2 separate regions of the Homo sapiens genome follow, and region 1 is linked to region 2. A link is a loop called in an ENCODE intact Hi-C map of the cell type or tissue named here. Cell type or tissue: dorsolateral prefrontal cortex. All regions are shown on one strand. Links, peaks and the distances in the headings refer to the core of each region. The heading gives the core; the rest is flanking DNA.

Evidence for each region. A loop is a pair of places that touch in the nucleus more often than their neighbours do. Peaks named below come from ENCODE experiments on the same cell type or tissue, not always from the same donor. Only the 100,000 strongest peaks of a DNase experiment are listed, where the experiment ranks them.
Region 1: a loop joins it to region 2, with 2.6 times the contacts of the local background. A loop is called at or near these places in 7 of 110 quality-filtered maps.

Annotation. Positions count from the first base shown.
Region 1 is chr16:48,391,677-48,396,067 of GRCh38, reverse strand. No RefSeq gene overlaps it. Among named protein-coding and RNA genes, the nearest start is that of SIAH1, 8.5 kb to the right of the region's middle. In dorsolateral prefrontal cortex, for the core only: a CTCF peak has its summit at 2,011; a DNase peak (open chromatin) is centred at 2,007; H3K4me3 peaks cover 1,031 bases; H3K27ac peaks cover 3,565 bases.
Region 2 is chr16:48,495,226-48,499,616 of GRCh38, reverse strand. It overlaps the pseudogene MOCS1P1. Among named protein-coding and RNA genes, the nearest start is that of SIAH1, 110 kb to the right of the region's middle. In dorsolateral prefrontal cortex, for the core only: no CTCF peak of the experiment used is centred there; no DNase peak of the experiment used is centred there; H3K27ac peaks cover 462 bases.

The sequences.
Region 1 (4,391 bases), core at 111-4,110, 100 kb after region 2:
AACCTCCGCCTCCCAGGTTCAAGCGATTCTCCTGCCTCAGCCTCTGAAGTAGCTGGGACTACAGGTGCTCACCACCATGCCCAGATAATTTTTGTATTTTTAGTAGAGACGGGGTTTCACCATGTTGGCCAGGCTGGTTTTGAACTCCTGACCTTAGGTGATCCACCTGCCTCAGCCTCCCAAAGTGCTGGGATTACAGGCATGAGCCACGGTGCCAAGCTCCATAATTTTCATGTGTCACGAAATATTCTTCTTTTGATTTTTTCCAACCATTTAAACATGTAAGGCCGGGCTCTATAGAGTGTTCTTTTAATTTAAACAGAACAATAGCTAAGAATAATATGAAGTAAAGGAGAGTACAAATGATTTGTGGGCCAATAGAATAGTCTAACAGTGGCTCAACAATAACCAAGTTGAGCAATGCAGTCATAAATGTTTACTGTGCATAAAACCCTACAGTCTGGTTCAACCTAGCTGTCCAGCAGTGTCTCCTCCAGGCCCCAGTGAAAGCGGGCTTCCATTTCCCCAAACACAGACCCTGCACATTGCCTAGTTCCTCTGTCTAGAATACACCCTCCCGTTGTGCTCATTAAAAGCATATCCTGCCTGGGCACAGTGGCTCATTCCTGTAATCCAGCACTTTGGGAGGCTGAGGCAAGAGGATCGCTTGAGGTCAGGAGTTCTAGACCAGCCTGGGTAACATGGCAAAACCCTGTCTCCACCAAAAACAGAAAAATTAGCCATGCGTGGTGGCGCATGCCTGTAATCTCAGCAACTCGGAGGCTGAGGTAAGAGAGTCTCTTGAGCCCTGGAGGCAGAGGTTACAATGGGCTGAGACAGTGCCACTGCACTCCAGCCTAGATGTCAAAGCAAGACCCTGTCTCAAAAAAAGAATTTAAAATTTGAAAAATAATAAAAAGAAACAAAAGCACATCCTCGAAGGGCCATATCAAATGCCACCTCTTAAAAATTCTACGGCCAGGCACGGTGGCTCGTGCCTGTAATCCCAGCACTCTGGGAGACCGATGCAGGCAGATCACTTGAGGTCAGGAGTTCGAGACCAGCCTGGCCAACATAGCGAAACCCCCATCTCTATAAAAAATACAAAAATTGGCCAGGAGTCACGGCACATGCCTGTAATCCCAGCTACTTGGGAAGCTGAGGCACGAGAAGCACTTGAACCCAGAAGGCGGAGGTTGCAGTGGGCCAAGATTATGCCATTGCACTCCAGCCTGGGCGACAGAGCAAGAGCTTGTCTCAAAAAAAAAAAGAAAATATTCAATGATTCTTCCCTACCCCTCATAAATGGTATTTTCCCTTCTCTCTCCCTTCTCCTTGTGCCCTGTTCTCTCAGTAATAGCTTGTTTGTGCCTCCATCATTGTACTTATAGTCTAGTTATTTTTTGCTATTTATCTTACTTCAAACCAAGCTTCTTGAGGTGTGGGGCCTTCACTCAGGATCCCTCAGTGCCTGGCATATAGCAAGCACTCAGGAAGCATCTCTCGAGGTTGTTTCTTGGAATTGAACACAGGGTATGACGTCACTCCGGCCACTGTGTAACTGACATAATGAAGTGGGAAGAGATTGGCTAGTTGAAATTGCAGTAAATGGAATGGGTCTGGTGCGTTACTCGTTCTAGTTAACGGAATGAAGTATTGTCCCCCACCCCCCACCAAAATAAAAAACAAATGGAGTAGGTCTGGATGGGGGTGTTGGGAGGCAGTGAAGGGAAAGGCTGTGCCTCTGGGGCACAGCTGGAGGAGAATCCTGTTTGGTGATTGAGGTGGCATGACTAGTCTGTCTTAGTTATGCCTTCCGCAGGAAGCAGGTCTGAAAAGAGAGAAAAGTAGGGCTTCTTAGAGCTTCCCACACACAGGAGAGGCTCAGCAAAGAACACAGTGAAATTCAACTGCTGATTCTCTCCGGGCCTCAGGAGAGCAGGGTTCTGAGAAGGGCCTCGCGATACACATCGTGCCCCAGTTACACCGAGTGAATCAGGCTCTGATGCAATTGGCAATAGGCCTTAATCACAAGCTTCATCTCACAGGCTCCGCACAGATGAGCTTTGTCATTTCTCTGAGGGAATCACTGTCATTTCTCTTCCAGGCTCAAAGCAGCTCCCCCTGCCCCGTGTAAAGCGCTGATGAGATGGCAATTTAAACTGCTTTGATGACCAGGTTTCATTAGGTAAGAAGGCCCGATTAAGCAACGGTGGCCCAAATAACCTCAGTGGTTCAGACACTGTTTTTCAAAGCCAGCAGAAGTCTTGCCAAATTAAAGGATGTCAGGATGAGATGCTATGAATATCAGTTTCCTTCTCTCTGGCAATGGAGAGGATTAATTAAATGCCTGTGAAGTGCTTTGAAAATTTAAGCTGTTGAGAATTATTGTTCTGTGTAATAGGGAAAAAATAGAGTTCTTGGCTCATTAAAGCTGTAATGTTGCAAGCCTGAGCACTATTTTCAGGATATCTTTGAGAGCTACATTTTTATTAAGAGGAAGAAAAGAGAAATGTGTCTATGAATACAGATATACAGTGTACATGCTGGAAAGTCAGTTGGGTTAATCAGTATGTCTCTTGATTAAGAAATGAACTGGAGGCTGGGTGTGGTGGCTCATGCCTATAATCCCAGCATTTAGGGAGGATGAGGCAGGAGTATCACTTGAGCCAGTGAGTTTGAGTCCAGCCTGAGCAACAGAGTGAGACTTTGTTTCTAAATAAAAAAAAAGAAAGGCTGGGGGCAGTGGCTCACGCCTGTAATCCCAACACTTTGGGAGGCCAAGGCAGGTGGATCACCTGAGGTCAGGAGTTGGAGACTGGCCTGGCCACCATGGCGAAACCCTGTCTCTACTAAAGACACAAAAATTAGCTGGGTGTGGCGATGGGTGCCTGTAGTCCCAGCTACTCAGGAAGCTGAGGCAGGAGAATCACTAGAACCTGGGAGGCCAAGGTTGCAGTGAGCCAAGATCGGGCCACTGCACTCCAGCCTGGGCAACAGAGTGAGACTCCATCTCAAAAAAAAAAAAAAAAAAAAAAGAAATGAATGAACTGGGAGAAACTGTTTCTTATTGATTACCACAATCAGTACAGACAGTTATTAAGAATCAGTTGCTTAACTGTGTAGGGACAGTTTCACTAAAACTAGCAGACAGGTATTTGTTTTCTTTCAATAGGATCAAGGGATGAAAAGACTGAGATTGTATACATGTAAATACCAAGTTCAGTGAGTTTCCATGGCCTCTTCTGTCTTAATACAACTTACCAAACAATCCAGACAGATTTCTGCCTCCACTTTGTTGATTTACCCAGGTATATTTTGGCTTTGTTTGCAGATATTCGGTGACATTTGGAAGGGTGCTGTCCGCAGCTGCCCCTCACCTCTCTTTCACTCTACATTGACTGAGGATTTACACTTTGTTTTGTGTCTGTACTAGTTTCCTATCGCTGCTTTAACAAATTACTGCAAACTTAGTGGGTTGCCACAACATAGATGTATTATATTACAGTTCCAGAGGTCAGAAGTCTAAAATTAGTCTTATGGGGCTAACATCAAGGTGTCGGCCGGGCTGACCCCATGTGGATACTCCAGGGAAAGAATCTGTTTCCTTGCCTTTTCAGTTTTCTAGAGGCCTCCTGCATTCCATGGCTCATGGCCCCTTTCTGGGTCTCTCTGACCTCTGCTTTTGTTGTTGTTGTTTGTTGAGATAGAGTCTTGCTATGTTGCCCAGACTGGTCTCAAACTCCTGGGCTCAAGTGCTTCTCCTGCCTTGGCCTCCAAAGGGATTACAGGTGTGAGCCACTGAGCCTGGCTCAGACCTCTTGTTATCACGTCTTCTATCTCTTGGCCCATGGGATAGTCCAGGATAATGTCTTCATCTCAAAATCCTTAACTCAATCACATATGCTAAGTCCTTTTTGCCACATAAAGTAATTTATTCACAGGTTCTGGGGATTAGGTTGTAGACTTTTTTTTTTTTTTGAGATGGAGTCTCCCTCTTGTTGCCCAGGCTGGAGTGCAGTGGCACGATCTTGGCTCACTGAAACCTCCACCTCCCAGGTACAAGCAATTCTCCTGTCTCAGCCTCCCGAGTAGCTGGGATTACAGGCATGCACCACCATGCCTGGCTAATTTTGTAGTTTTAGTAGAGATGGGGTTTCTCCATGTTTGTCAGGCTGGTCTCAAACTCTCGACCTCAGGTGATCCACCCGCCTCCGTCTCCCAAAGTGCTGGGATTACAGGCATGAGCCACCGTGCCCAGCCAGGCATTTTTTTTTCTTTTTAAGACCAAGTCTTGCTTTGTCAACCAGTCTGGAGTGCAGTGGTGCAATCTCAGGTCAGCAACCTCTCCACCTCCCAGGTTCAAGCGATTCTCCTGCCTCAGCCTTCCA
Region 2 (4,391 bases), core at 96-4,095:
AAGAGTGCAATTCAGTGGGGTTTTGTATATTCATAAAGTTGTGCAACTATCACCACTATCTAGTTTTAGGATGTTTTCATCATGCCAAAAGGAAACCCGATATCCATTAGGCAATCATTCCCCATTGCCCCTCCCCCAACCCCAGGCAACTACTCATCTATTTACTTACTTACTTTATTTATTTATTTATTTATTGCATATGCAAAGTTGGCATCGTAGCTTTATTTGTGCACTGTGAGGGTGAAGGCAATCTATCGTCAACTCTTCTTTCCCTGATATGCTCCAGAATAAAGAGGGGTGGGTGGAACAGCCATGAGCAGGGCCAGTTGTGGGCTATGTGGTCTGTCAGGAGTCCTTAGGGCTGTGGCCCACGTGTTCACATCCCGTTTCAGAGGAGGGGGGCCTGAGAAAAGGGGGCCAGCAGGACCAGGCAACTGTTAAGCTGAAAAGCTGCAAGTTTGATGGGACATAGACTTGGGCAGAAGGGAGATAAAGTCAGGACAGGGCAGGGCTGTGGCTTCACAGACTTAGGGAGGCAGAGCTGCTGGGGAGATGCATTCTTCAGGCAAGCTTGGGCTTTACTCTCCTCAAAGTGGGTTCCTCCGCTTAATGAGCCCTTAATCTCTCCCCAGGAAAGTAGGAGAAGAGAAAACCCAAAATGAGAAGGAACATTTCTGGGCTGGACTGTCTGAGACTGTTTGTCTGAAATAGTCCAGAAAGAACATGATTTCTCAGTTATCTAGCATTGCTTGTTGCAGTCTGGCTCCCATGAACTTAGTGTCCTGGAAGGCTTAAGGGCCTCCTGGTATCCTCCCTATAGAAAGGAAGCCCCATTGGTCATTAAAGATCATCTAGCAGCAGGCCTAGTAGTAGAGCAGGCTGACTTCAGGTTTACTGCTCAAGGTAAACAGTGACTGTGATGAAAGGAACTTGATGTCTTTCCCTCAGCTTAAATTGCACCCCATCTTCAGACCTGGCTGGGCCATGGGTGAGAAGGGCAGAAGCTAAACCCAATGGAAGTCCCCCCACTGAACTCCAGTCTTGCTAATGAGCTTGATCTCCTCCAACACGATGTCCCTGCTGATAGCCTTGCACATGTCACACAGGGTGAGGGCGGCCACTGCAGCAGAGGTCAGGGCCTCCATTTCCACCCTGGTGGGGGCCCCGAGCCTGGCAAGATGCCCAGATCTCCACAGCATGGCATGTGCTGTCCAGCTCCAGCTGCACCTGGACGTGGCTCAGGGCCACGTGGTGGCACAGAGGGATCAGCTGGCTGGTCACCTTGGCTGCCCGGACTCCAGCCAGCTGGGCCACCACCAGGGCATCTCCTTTCTTGAGCTGGTTCTGCTGGACAAGCTTGAAGGCTACAGGCCCCAGGATGACCATGGCTGAGGCCACAGCCAACCACTCTGTGTCTGGCTTCCTGCCCACATCTACCATAGCTTCCCGTCCTTCCAAATCCACATGAGTTAGTTGTTCTGAGTTTAGCTGGTGTCCTGAGGGGGCAGCAGGAGCCCAGGAACCTGGGCTAAGGCACTTTGAGTTGGCATCTGAGTCTGCATGGGAAGTGTAGTGTCTCTGAAAGGAGCCAGAACCTAGCTGCTGCTGGGCTAGAAGAGGGGTCTGGGGTACCCTGTATCCTTTCCATAAAGTGGCCATCTGACTGGAGAAATTCATTCTGGATCTCAGACCTTGAACATGGAGGGGGTCCCAGGAGGAAATGCTTGGATTGGCTGGTGGGGAATCGTGGAACATCAAAAATGTCTTGATGGGGGTCACCCACCGATGAGGATCATGGGCCAGTTCTTCATCTGGGAAATACTGAACATGCCTGCATGCTGCTGCTTCTTCCTGCCCACGGCAGCGCCAATGATTCTCAGCAGCTCCTGCTTGGAGGCCCCAGATCACAGTGATCCCGTAGAGATACCTCAGAGTTTCCAAAGAGGCAGACCTTGAGGTTCCCGTCAGCTGTGATTTGCAGGTGGTTGCAGGTCCCACAGAAATGCTCAGACATGGACATGATGAAGCTGATCTGGCCTTGGAAGCCAGGGATTTTAAAGGCCTTGGCTGTCCTGGATTCCTGCTCTGACAGCTTCTCCAACTCTGGCCACAGCTGCCATACAGTTTCTAGCATCTCCTTATAGCGACCATCTTCTTGAAGTTCCACTTGTTGCCATCAAAGGGCATGTACTCTATGAAGGCCACGTCCAGGGGGAGGCCCTTGATCAAGGCCGCAAAGTCCAGGAGTTCATCCTCGTTAAGGCCTCGCGTCACCACACAGTTCACCTTCACAGGGTTGTAGCCTGGCTCATTGGCCTTGTGGATGCCCTCCATGACCTTGTGGAAGCCTTTCCTGCGGACAATGAACTCAAACTTGGCAGGCACCAGTGTGTCCAGGCTGATGTTGATGGCGCTGAGACCAGCCCTCTGAAGCTGGGGCAGCAGCCGGGCCAGGTTGATGCCATTGGTGGTGACACCAATGGTCCTCAGCCCTTCCAGTCGCTGGAGCTGGGCCACAATGTCCACCTCGTCCGGCTGGATGAGCGGCTCTCCGCCCATGAGCCAGATCTTTTCGACGCCTTCCTTCACAAAAAGCCAGGCGAGGGTCAGGATCTCTTTTGTGGTCAACATCTCTTCTGTGGTCAGCAGGTTGGCCTTGGGGGTCAGCGGGACCCCTTCCTCCGGCATGCAGTACTGACATCTGAGGTTGCACTTCTCCGGGAGGGAGATCCGCAGGTAGCTGTGCTGCCCGCCGAAGCTGTCTGTGAGGAAGGCGGAGAAGGGGGCCTCGTGCTCCCGCGAGAACTGCCTCCACCTGGACAGCTCCTGTGAGGCAGCTTGCGGGGACTCGCCCGGGCGGGGCGGCATCACCGGAACCCGTGAGCTGCAGCTCCGTGGCGTTGGACCTTAGGAGCCGGCGCAGCATCCGGGACAGCGGCCGCGCCACCGTGAAGCCTGATCCCGGCAGAGCTGCGGCCCTCAGCCGGCTTCGGGAGCACACTGGCCGGGCAAAAGCGATTCTCCTGCCTCAGCCTCTTGAGTAGCTGAGATCACAGGCATGCACCACTACGCCCGGCTAATTTTTTGTATATAGAGTAGAGGTGGTGTTTCACCATGTTGGCCAGTCTGGCCTCGAACTCCTGACCTCAAATGCTCTGCCTGCCTCGGCCTCCCAAAGTGCTGAAATTACAGGGGTGAGCCACCGCGCCAGGCACATCTACTTTATGTTTCTATAGATTTACCTTTTCTGGACATTTCATACAAATGGAATCACATAATATGTAACCTTGTATGATTGGCTTCTATCACTTAGTGTAATGATTTCAGGGTTCATCCATGTCGTAGCGTGTGTCAGTGCCCCATTACTTTATGACAGCTGGTCATAAAGTAATGTATGCATAGACTACATTGTATGTATAGACTACATTTCGTTTATCCGTTCATTAGTTGGTGGACATTTACACTGTTTCCACCTGGGGCTATTATGAATAACGCTGCTGTGAGCGTTCATATATAAGTGTTTGTGTGCACATATGTTTTCAATTCTTTTGGAGATATATATACAACTGTTTTTATTCATCCCTTTATACTTCCTGTTATGAGAGATGAGGATTTAGCTTGTTTACAGTATTCTCTTTCCTTCCCATCTCTATCCTACCAGTAATCTATTTTTCTTCTTCCTTTTATTACATTCGTAACTGTAGTAATTGTGATTGATTTTCACTCAGATAACAAAAACCTGCCTACAGCAGCTTAAACACACAGGGAGAAATTTGTACTCACTAAACAAGTCCTGCTTATTGTTGGTTCAGCTGCCAAAAACTGCCAGCAGGGACCCAGTTTAAAATAAAATAAAAATTTAAATAAATTTTTTATTTTATGCCTTCCCTGTCTTTCCTGTCTGCCATCCTTAACAGGCTAGTTTTTATATTCATGCTTGTCTTCATTTGATTACAAGTTGGTGGCCACAACTCCAAACATCACAGCTTCATACAAACAGGAAAAAGAGGAGAGTAGGCAGGAAACAAGAGCTATGTCTGTCACCTTTCATCAATAAAGTACAAGCTTTCTTAGACCTCCTCTCACAAACCCTCTAGCAAAGCAAACTTCCACTTAAATCTCACTGGCCAGAACTAAGTCACATGACCACACATAGCTGCAAGGGAACCTGGAAAAACCTACAAGAAACTGGATTGACTAATTGGCTTATATCAATAGTTCTCAACCCTCGTTACATATTAGAATCTCCTAGGGATATTTTTAAGTGTACGTCTCTGAACATGGTCTTATCCTAGGGTCAGTGGTTCTCAACCAAGGGTAAGTTAGCAATGTTTGTGTACAGTCTTGATCCTTGTAACTGGGGGCGAGGTGCGCCCACCATTAAGTGGATA